2 separate regions of the Homo sapiens genome follow, and region 2 is linked to region 1. A link is an interaction called in ENCODE POLR2A ChIA-PET data of the cell type or tissue named here. Cell type or tissue: Panc1. All regions are shown on one strand.

Region 1 (5,000 bases):
TTCCATCCATGTTGCTGCATATGACAGAATTCATTCATTCCCCCCTCCCTCCCTTCCTCCCTCCCTCCCTCCTTCCCTACCTCCCTCTCTCCCGAGATGGGGTCTTGCTCTGTTGCCTAGGTTGGGGTGCAATGGTGCAATCACAGCTCACTGCAGCCTTAACCTCCTAGGCTCAAGAGATCCTCCTGCCTCAGCTTCTAGAGGCATGCTTACCACACTTGACTAAGATTTCATTATTATTTTATTTTATTATTATTTTTTTTCAAGATGGAGTCTTGCTCTGTCGCCCAGGCTAGAGTGCAGTGGTGCAATGTCGGCTCACTGCAACCTCTGCCACCCAGGTTCAAGCAATTCTCCTTCCTTGGCCTCCCAAATAGCTGGGATTACAGGCACATGCCACCACGCCCGGCTAATTTTTGTATTCTTAGTAGAGACAGGGTTTCACCATGTTGGCCAGACTGGTCTTGAACTCTTGACCTCGTGATCTGCCTGCCTTGGCCTCCCAAAGTGTTGGGAATACAGGCATGAGCCACCGTACCCAGCAGATTTCATTATTTTTTAATGGCTGAATAATATTCCATCATATATATGTATTATACCACATTTTCTTTATTCATTCATCCATTGATGGGCACTTAGGTTGATTCCATATTTTGGTTATTTTTATTTTTTTGAGACAGAGTCTTGCTCTGTTGCCAGGCTGGAGTGCAGTGGCACAATCTCAGCTCACTGCAACCTCTGCCTTCCGGGTTCAAGCAATTCCCCTGCCTCAGCCTCCCAAGTAGCTGGGACTACAGGTGCATGCCACCACACTCAGCTAATTTTTTCTTTTTTAGTAGAGACGGGGTTTCACCATGTTAGCCAGGATGGTCTCAAACTCCTGACCTCGTGATCCACACGCCTCGGCCTCCCAAAGTGTTGGGATTACAGGTGTGAGCCACCATGCTCGGCCCATATTTTGGTTATTACAAATAGTGCTGCAATAAACATGGGAGTGCAGATATCTCTTTTATATATTTATTTATTTTCTTTTGGATATTTACCCAGTGGTGAAATTGCTGAATCATAGGGTAGTTCCATTTTTAGTTTTTTGAGGACCATTTTGTTATTTGTTGACAAATTTGTAAGAGCTCTTTGTTGTGGCCAAATACATGCTCTATATATTCAGAGAATGTATATTATCTACGTGAGAGATGTAATGTTCTCTCTGTGTGTTATATATATATGTATGTATAAGTATCTCTCTCCATGTATGTATATGTGTTTGCACATAAATATGTTTAATGTATATATGTTTATTTACAGTATTATCTAATTCTACTATATTCTTATTTTTCTACTAAATGTGGAATTTCTAGTTTATGATATTTGTAATTTAAAATCAAGTCTTCTTTTCATTTCTGCAAGTTTTTGCTTGTTGTTTTATAATAAAAAATTTCAAAAATACAGAAATATAAAACAGGGTGATATACATCTATGTACCTCAAACCTAGAATTTTGTTACTCTTTTATCATATTTGTGTCAGACATCTCAAGACATAAAACATTTCTGATTAAGGCTGAGCATGGTGGCTTATGTCTATAATCCCAGCACTTTGGGAGACTGAGACAGGAGGCTCACTTGAGCCCAGGAGTTCAAGACCAGCCTGGGAAACATGGCAAAACCCTGTCTCTACAAATAATACAAAAATTAGCTGGGTGTAGTGGCATTCACTTGTAGTCCCAGCTACCTGGGGTGCGGGGGTGCTGAGGTGGGAGGATTGTTTGAGTCCAGGAGGTGAGGCTGCAGTAAGCTGTGATTGTACCACTGCACTCCAGCCTGGGTGAGAGAGCTAGACCTTGTCTCAAAAAAAGAAAAAAAAAATTTTCTGATAAAATTAAAGCCACTTTTATATACTCGACTGGTTTACTCTATGTATCTCTGTTTGTAGAGACAATTACTACCATAAAGTTTTAAAAATAGTTCCTGTCCATTATTTAATTATACTTTTAATACTAATACATATATCTATAAATAAATTATTGATTTTTAAAATATAAATAAAGTTCCCTTAAATCATTTCACAGGAGTTGCTACAGCAGCATGGAAAGCTTTTTTAATATTATTATATTCTCAAAGCTGTACTATGAGTCGGGGGTAAAGAAAAAAGCCCAAAAAATTTTCCAATTCTCAAATTATAGCTTTTACGGCAGGAAAGCATTAGAATACACCTCCACCTGTAACATAAAGCAAGCAAACCACCAGATATCTCCAACTAGGATCTTAAGATTCCCTCTAAATTGTTCTCTAGAAACACCATTTGTGCCTTTAATCTGCCTTTAAAATTTTTATTTATTTATCTTGAGACAAGGTCTCACTCTGTTGCCCAGGCTGGAGTACAGTGGCACAATCACAGCTCACTGCAGCCTCAACCTCCAAGGCTCAAGTGATCCTCTTACCTCAGCCTCCCAAGTAGTTGGGACTACAGACATGCACCACCACAATCAGCTAATTTTCTGTATTTCTTGTAGAGATGGGGTCTCTATATGTTGCCCAGGCCGGTCTTGAACTCCTGGGCTGAAGTGAGCCTCCCACCTTGGCCTCCCAAACTGCTGGGATTACAGGCATGAGCCTTGTGCTCGGCCTTAATCTGCTTTTTAAACAGGAACACAGAACAAAAAAGATTGTTTGCAAATAAACATTTGAAAGAATATAGCAACAGCTGATCAGGGTCCAGGCATTGAAACAAAGCAATGATTGTAGAAGACAATACAAACAACTCTGGAGCAAGAAACTCAAAAGCAGAGACTTTGCAGTAATGTGTATGCTGGTTATTTCCATTGACCTAAAAGCTCTACCTGAAACAAATATAAACTAGGAGGATCTTTTTAACTTATTACCTGAACAGAAAGAAGTCACTGCCACCAACAACATTGTGCAATTTTATTAACCATTCAAGTCCAGTAGCATCTGGTAAAATTAGGACAGAATTGGGATTAAAAAATGAACAAATATTCCGTATCAAACAGTTCAAAAGAAGCCACTACATACTCTTTTCACAAATATGTTTCACAAAGCCAGTACAGTACTAGCCATTAACCCAAGTGTACTGAAGTAGCAAAGATGCAACAAGAAAAATAGCTATGTTAGAAAGACCAACATTTTAGAAAAAGAGTAAAACTCTTTCAGTTTCTTCCCTTTAGCTCCTAAAACAACATTGTACAGGCTGGATTTACCTATCTAGTCCTACATCAGCTTCTAGAATATTTGTCAGGAGCAAAAAATAAAATGACACTGGCCAGTATAGTCTGAATATCTAGGAAGAAGAGCGGGGAGAAAGTCAGTTCTTAGAACAAATTAGTCAGCTTCAGCCTCATCACCAGGATCTCTGGATTCTTTGCTCTTCCGCATTTCTTCAACGTGCTTATCTTTCTCTGCAAACACTCCAGTGTGGTAGTCATTTGCGCCTTCCTGTTCTCTTTGTTAGCTTCCATTTTGTGGGTCAGTTTCTCTTCTGCTATTTCACTGAAGCTGTTCTTTTATTGATTTCTGAAGCACTTCTTTCTCCTGCTCTCATTTTTCAGCAAGCTGCTTCAAGGCCTCAGCTTCGCAGGGCTTGTGTCTTTCTTCTGAAGCTTCTGATTTATTCTGAATTTCCTCCAGGGAAAGATCTTTCTTCTTTGGAGGGGAAATAAGGAACTCTGGGATGGATTCTTTTGATGGTATCTGAGAATCAGTTCAAAAGCCTAGCCTGAGGCACACTTCTCCAGTGCTTTCACCTGGATATCAGAAGTAGCCATGATGAATGAAAGACAAGAGACTGGCAGTGTATTCTACAAAATCCACTGGGATAAGGAAAACTCTGCTAGATCTGAGCCACCTGACCACACTCTGAGCTGTTTTCTGTATTTATAAAATTTAAGAGTAGTTTATTAAGTTTCCTAACGTGACTAAATTTGACTAAACTACATGACAGGTTTCCTTTTTGTAAGACTGGTGTCAGTTGCAAATTCATGATATTTTCTTGTGGAATATTCCTTTTATCATTAAGTAATGTCTCTCTTTATCCGTATTCATGTTTTTCACTTTAGAGACTATTCTGTTTGATTTCAGTATTGCTCCATCATTTTTCCATGGTTTCTTTTGCTCAACATTATGTTTGTGAAATTTATCTGTATCGTTACATGTAGCTATAGATTATTCATTTCCATTTTCACGTTGTTCATGTCCATTTTCACTAACGTATAATATTCTGTTGTTTGACCAATTTATTCTACAGTGAATATACAGTTGGGTCATTTGTAACTCTTTATTATTATGAATATCAATATGAATATTCTTAGACATGTCTTTTGGTACACACGTATCTGTGTTTCAACTGAGTGTATATATCTAGTAGTGGAACTGCTGGCTCATAGGGTAGGCATATGTTTAGCTTAATGCCAGTTTTTCAAAGTGGTTGTACCCAATCACAATCCTACCATTGGTGAATGAGCATTCTTGTGGTCCATATCCTTGCCAACACTTGGCATTGTTAATCTTTTAAATTTTAGTCATTTTAGTGGGTATATAATAGCAATGCAATGTGGCATTAAATTGCAATCTCTGATTAATATGGGTACACATTCATCTTTTTATTGTCTGGTTGGATATCCTCTTTTGTGGAGTATCTACTCAAGTATTTTGCCCTCTTTCATTTTGGGTTAATTATGTTTCTTACTGATATATAGGAATTCCTGTTATATGCTGGATATGAACCTTCTGTTTGTTATATACGTTGCAAATATATTCCCCCATTCCGTGGATTGCCTTTCCACTTTCTTAATCATGTCTTTTGCTGAAGAGAAGTACATTCTAATACAGTCCAATTTATCAGTGTTTTCCATTACAGCAGGTGATTTTTTGTCCTGTTCATAAACTTTCCCTGTCCTAAGTTCATGAAGATATTCTCCTATGTTTTCTTCTACAAGAATTCACTAAGTTTATTGTTTCACCTTTCCTTTTTGACTTACAAACCACC
Region 2 (5,000 bases), 260 kb after region 1:
CATCTCTAGCAAAAATATAAAAAATGAGTCAGGCATGGTGGCGCGCGCCTGTAGTCCCAGCTACTCGGGAGGCTGAGGCAGGAGAATTGCTTGAACCCGGGAGGTGGAGGTTGCAGATCGTGCCACTGCACTCCAGCCTGGGCGACAGAGCGAGACTCCATCTGAAAAAAAAAGAAAAAGAAAACTGAGCTTATAGTACAGAGCATTCCCATATAAGAGCTTTATAGGAACCTCCCATCTCCAAAACTCTAAGGTTCCACTATTAGCAACTTGGATTAGTCATACTGATATGTTATTATTAAAGTCCATCACTAACATTAGAGTTTACTCTGTATCCAATGGGTCTTACGGGTTTTGATAAATGCTTAATAGTATGCATCTACTATTATAAGAGAGCTTTAAAAAATAACTTTATGAAATCAAAACATACCTAAGAAAGGGTACAAATGGTAAGTGTATAATGCAGTGGATTATGTAGGGAACACACTTGTGTGTAAGTATCACCCTGGTCAAAAGCAGTCTTCATGCTACTTAACTACCAATTGCTATTCCATCACACTTTGTAAAAAGTACCACTACAGTCCCTAGATGGTTGGTTTTGTCTGTGTTTCAATCTTTATATAAATGGAATCATGGATTATTCTTTAATCTCTGGCCTTTTTCACTCAGTCTTGTGTTTGTTAGATTCATGTTGCATATAGCCTTTTATTTTTGTTACTATAGTGTTTCATTAATATGAATACATTTCTATTTTGTTTGTTTCCAGTTTTTGCTTACTGCACCTAATGCTGCTGGCAGTGTTATAATTATGCATTTCTGTTTGGTACATACCTAGGAATGAAACTTCTAGGTCTCAGGGCTTGCATTTATTAACCCTTGGTAGATGATGCCATACGTCTTTCCAAAGTGTTGGTTACTTTAAGGATCATGATATACTCCTATCACCATTGTAGGAGAGTTCCATTTGTTCCATTTTCTTGCCAACATGTGGTATTGAGAGTTGAAAAAATTCTAGCCATTGTGTATAGTATTACCACCTTATGGTTTTCATTTACATTTCTGATATTCATAATGGATTTAGCACTTACCAAAAATTTTGCCATTTAAATATAGTTGACCATTGAATAACATAGGAATTAGGATAACTGACTCTTGTGCAGTAAAAAAAATCCACATTTAACTTTTGACTCCGCCAAAACTTGATTAACAATAGCATGCTGTTCAGTGGAAGCCTTAACAGTAACATTAAACAGTTGATAAACACATATTTTGTATGTTACATGTATTATATGCTGTATTCTTAGAATAAGCTTGAGAAAAGGAAATTTTATTAAGAAAATCATAAGGGATTGGGTGCGGCGGATCACAAGGTCAGGAGTTCGAGACCAGCCTGGCCAACATGGTGAAACCCTGTCTCTACTAAAAATACAAAATTAGCCTGGCATGGTGGTGGGACCCTGTAATCCCTGCTGCTCGGGAGGCTGAGACAGGAGAATCACTTGAACCCAGGAGGCAGAGGTTGCAGTGAGCCGAGATCGCACCACTGCACTCCAGTCTGGGTGACAGAGCGAGACTCCATCTCAAAAAAAAACCAAAATCATAAGAGAATATATTTACTATTCATTAAGTGGAAATGGATCATCATAAAGGTGTTTATCCTCATCACATTTATCTTAACTAGGCGGAGGAGGAGGGAAGAGAAGGGGTTGGTCTTGCTGTCTCCAGGGTAGCATAGACAAAAGAAAATCCACGTATAAGTGGACCCACGCACTTCAAAGCCACGTTCAAGGATCAACTGTAGTGTCTCATACAGTGTTTAATTAAGCTTCATGCTTATTTTTTATTGAGTTGTCTACATTTTTCTTTTTACGTAATTCCCTATATAGGCTGGATATGATCTCTTTGCTATGTATTGCGAATATAATCTTCTAGAGAGTGACTTTACTTTTTCACTTCCTTAATGGTGTTTTTTGATAAACAGTGGTGATTAATTTTGATGCAGTCCGTTTTATGGACCTTTTTTCTTATTGTTCATTGTGCCCTGTTATAGGAACCTTCCCCTATCCCGAGGGCATAAAGATATTCTCATGTTTTTTTGAGATGGAGTTTCGCTTTTGTTGCCCAGGCTTGAGTGCGGTGGTGCGACCTCGGCTCACTGCAACCTCCGCCTCCCTGGTTCAAGGGATTGTCCTACCTCAGCCTCACGAGTAGCTGGGATTACAGGTGTGTGCCACCACATCCGGCTAATTTTTGCATTTTTAGTAGAGACGGGGGCTTCACCATCCATGTTGGTCAGGTTGGTCTCAAACTTCTGACCTCAGGTGATCTGCCCGCCTCGGCCTCCCAAAGTGCTGGGATTTACAGGCGTGGGCCACCATGCCTGGCCTGTTTCTGGAAACTTTAAAACGATAATCTACCTGGGATTGATTTGTTTGTATATGTCTCTTGCTGTGTAATTGGATAAGGCTTATTTTCATTCGTGGCATATAGATAACCAATTGACCTAGCTTCATGTATTGAAAAGAACTTTTTTCCTAACTTTGTCATAAAACAAGTGTCTATATATAAAAGTGTGTGTATGTCTTCGCTATTCATGCTTGTTTTGCATTTCCATGGAAAGTTTATAATCAAGCTTGTTACCCCAAAAAATCAAAAAATCCACTGGGATTGTATTGACTCTTAATTACTTTTTCTTTCTTTCTTTTTTTTTTTTTTTTTTTTTGAGACAAGAGCTCATTCTGCTGCCCAGGCTGGAGTGCAAATGGTGCAATCTCAGCTCACTGCAACCTCCACCTCCCAGGCTCAAGTAATCCTCCCACCTCAGCCTTCCAAGTAGCTGGGACAACAGGTGTGCACACCTGGCTAATTTTTTTTTTGTATTTTTGGTAGAGACAGGATTTCACCATGTTGTTCAGGCTGGTCTTGAACTTCTGACCTCAAGCAGTCGCCCAGCTCAGCCTCCCAAAGTGCTGGGATTACAGGCAAGAGCCACTGCGCTTGACCTAAATTTTGAGATTATTGGCATCTTTAATGCTGTCTTCAAATATTTGAACATGGCATATCTTTACACTCAGCTGTTTGTTAGAGATGTGACACATCCTTCATTTTCTAAGTATTTTTTTAATGGTATTTTAAAAGATTACTGCTGATAATATTCTTGCATTTTGACCTTATTTTTGGGCATTGTAATAAACAGTAAAACAAAAAGATCTCTACATAGTTTTGGATTTTCTGTATAACATCTGATACTCAGTTTTGTGTTTTCCTCTCTGCTTATACTCCTAATATTTTTTTCTTTATACCAGCTAGGATCTCCAGTAAAATGATTAATGGAGGGATAGTGGCATCTTCCATGTTACTATTTAATTGTTTTAGCTACCATTTATCAAAAGAAGTTTCCATCTTTATAATTTTTTAAATATGTAGGTATTTGGGGTTTTTTTTTGTTTTTTGTTTTTTGTTTTGAGACGGGCTCTCGCTCTGTCGCCAGGCTGGAGTGTAGTGGCGCAATCTCAGCTCATTGCAACCTCCACCTCCTGGGTTCAAGTGATTCTCCTGCCTCAGCCTCCTGAGTAGCTGGGACTACAGGTGCCCGCCACCACACCCAGCTAATTTTTTTTTTTTTTTTTTTTTGTATATTTAGTAGAGGCCGGGGTTTCACCGTGTTGGCCAGGATGGTCTCCATCTCCTGACCTCGTGATACCCCTGCCTCAGCCTCCCAAAGTGCTGCGATTACAGGATTACAGGTGTGAGGCACTGTGCCCGGCAGTATTTGATTTTGTCAGAAATTCTTATCTTAGATTTTTGAAATGATCTCATGATTTTTTTTTTTTTTTTTGAAACGGAGTCTAGCTCTGTCACCCAGGCTGGAGTGCAGTGGCGCCATCTGGGCTCACTGCAAGCTCCGCCTACCGGGTTCTCACCATTCTCCTGCCTCAGCCTTCTGAGTAGCTGGGACTACAGGCACCTGCCACCACACCTGGCTAATTTTTTGTATTTTTAGTAGAGACGGGGTTTCACTGTGTTAGCCAGGATGGTCTCGATCTCCTGACCTCATGATCCGCCCACCTTGGCCTCCCAAAATGCTGGGATTACAGGCGTGAGCCACTGCACCTGGCCCCACAGTACTTCTGACACCAGATGTGTGGGAATTTTTTCCCAACTGACCAATTCTCTCCACATACCAACTGGGTGGCTTGTGATTTGATTCAGTTCTGACACTGTCTACCTGATGTTACCATCAGAACCCACAAGTTAAAGGGCTCAGTCCTACAAGACTGCCCCCACTTGAAGCTAGTCACAAGTCCAGGTTTGTACTTCTGACCAACTGGCTATAAAGCAAACAAGGTATGCTTTCTCTGAGGTCACTACCTTCCCAGCACTTCAGTGTGTTCTGTTCACCAGCCCAGAAGCTCGGCTCATCACATCTCAATGTTCAAGAGTTTTGTTTTTTAAAAAAAACAGCCTTACTCTGTCACCCAGGCTGGAGTGGAGTGGTGCCACCATGGCTCACTGCAGCCTCAACCCCCAGGCTCAGATGATCCTCCCTACACTGCCTTCTGTTTTCTGAGTAGGTGGCTGGGACTACGGGCATGCACCACCATGACGGGGTAATTTTTTTTTTTTTTTAATTTTCAGTAGAGACAGGGTTTCACTATGTTTCCCAGGCTGGTCTTGAACTCCTGGGCTCAAGAGATCTTCCTGCCTCAGCCTCACAGACTGCTGGGATTACAGGCATGAGCCACCACACCCAGCCAAGACTTTTTATAGAGTCCAATCTCCAGCTCCCCCCACCACTTTATGGAGGTCAGTGGTTAGAACTAAAAGTTCCAACCGTCTAATACTTGGTTTTCCTGGTGACCACCAGCTGTATCCTGATGGTATCTAGGGGCCCCCACTTTAAGTCACCTTAGTAGCATAGACTCAGGTATGTGCATACAGAGTTCATTATGAATAACAAAAGATATTTATGAATTAGTGTTTGCTTATGCCAGAAATTT

The links. Peaks named below come from ENCODE experiments on the same cell type or tissue, not always from the same donor. Only the 100,000 strongest peaks of a DNase experiment are listed, where the experiment ranks them.
Region 2: POLR2A ChIA-PET joins it to region 1 with 14 read pairs; 15 of 35 experiments call an interaction of 5 or more read pairs at or near these places.

What each region holds. Positions count from the first base shown.
Region 1 is chr12:31,712,002-31,717,001 of GRCh38, forward strand. The region is part of intron 1 of AMN1 (antagonist of mitotic exit network 1 homolog); the gene reads right to left. It also overlaps the pseudogene STMN1P1. Among named protein-coding and RNA genes, the nearest start is that of AMN1, 15 kb to the right of the region's middle. RefSeq lists an enhancer at 3,466-3,605. In Panc1, no CTCF peak of the experiment used is centred here; no DNase peak of the experiment used is centred here; H3K4me3 peaks cover 324 bases; H3K27ac peaks cover 1,216 bases.
Region 2 is chr12:31,975,101-31,980,100 of GRCh38, forward strand. The region is part of intron 3 of RESF1 (retroelement silencing factor 1); the gene reads left to right. Among named protein-coding and RNA genes, the nearest start is that of RESF1, 18 kb to the left of the region's middle. In Panc1, no CTCF peak of the experiment used is centred here; no DNase peak of the experiment used is centred here.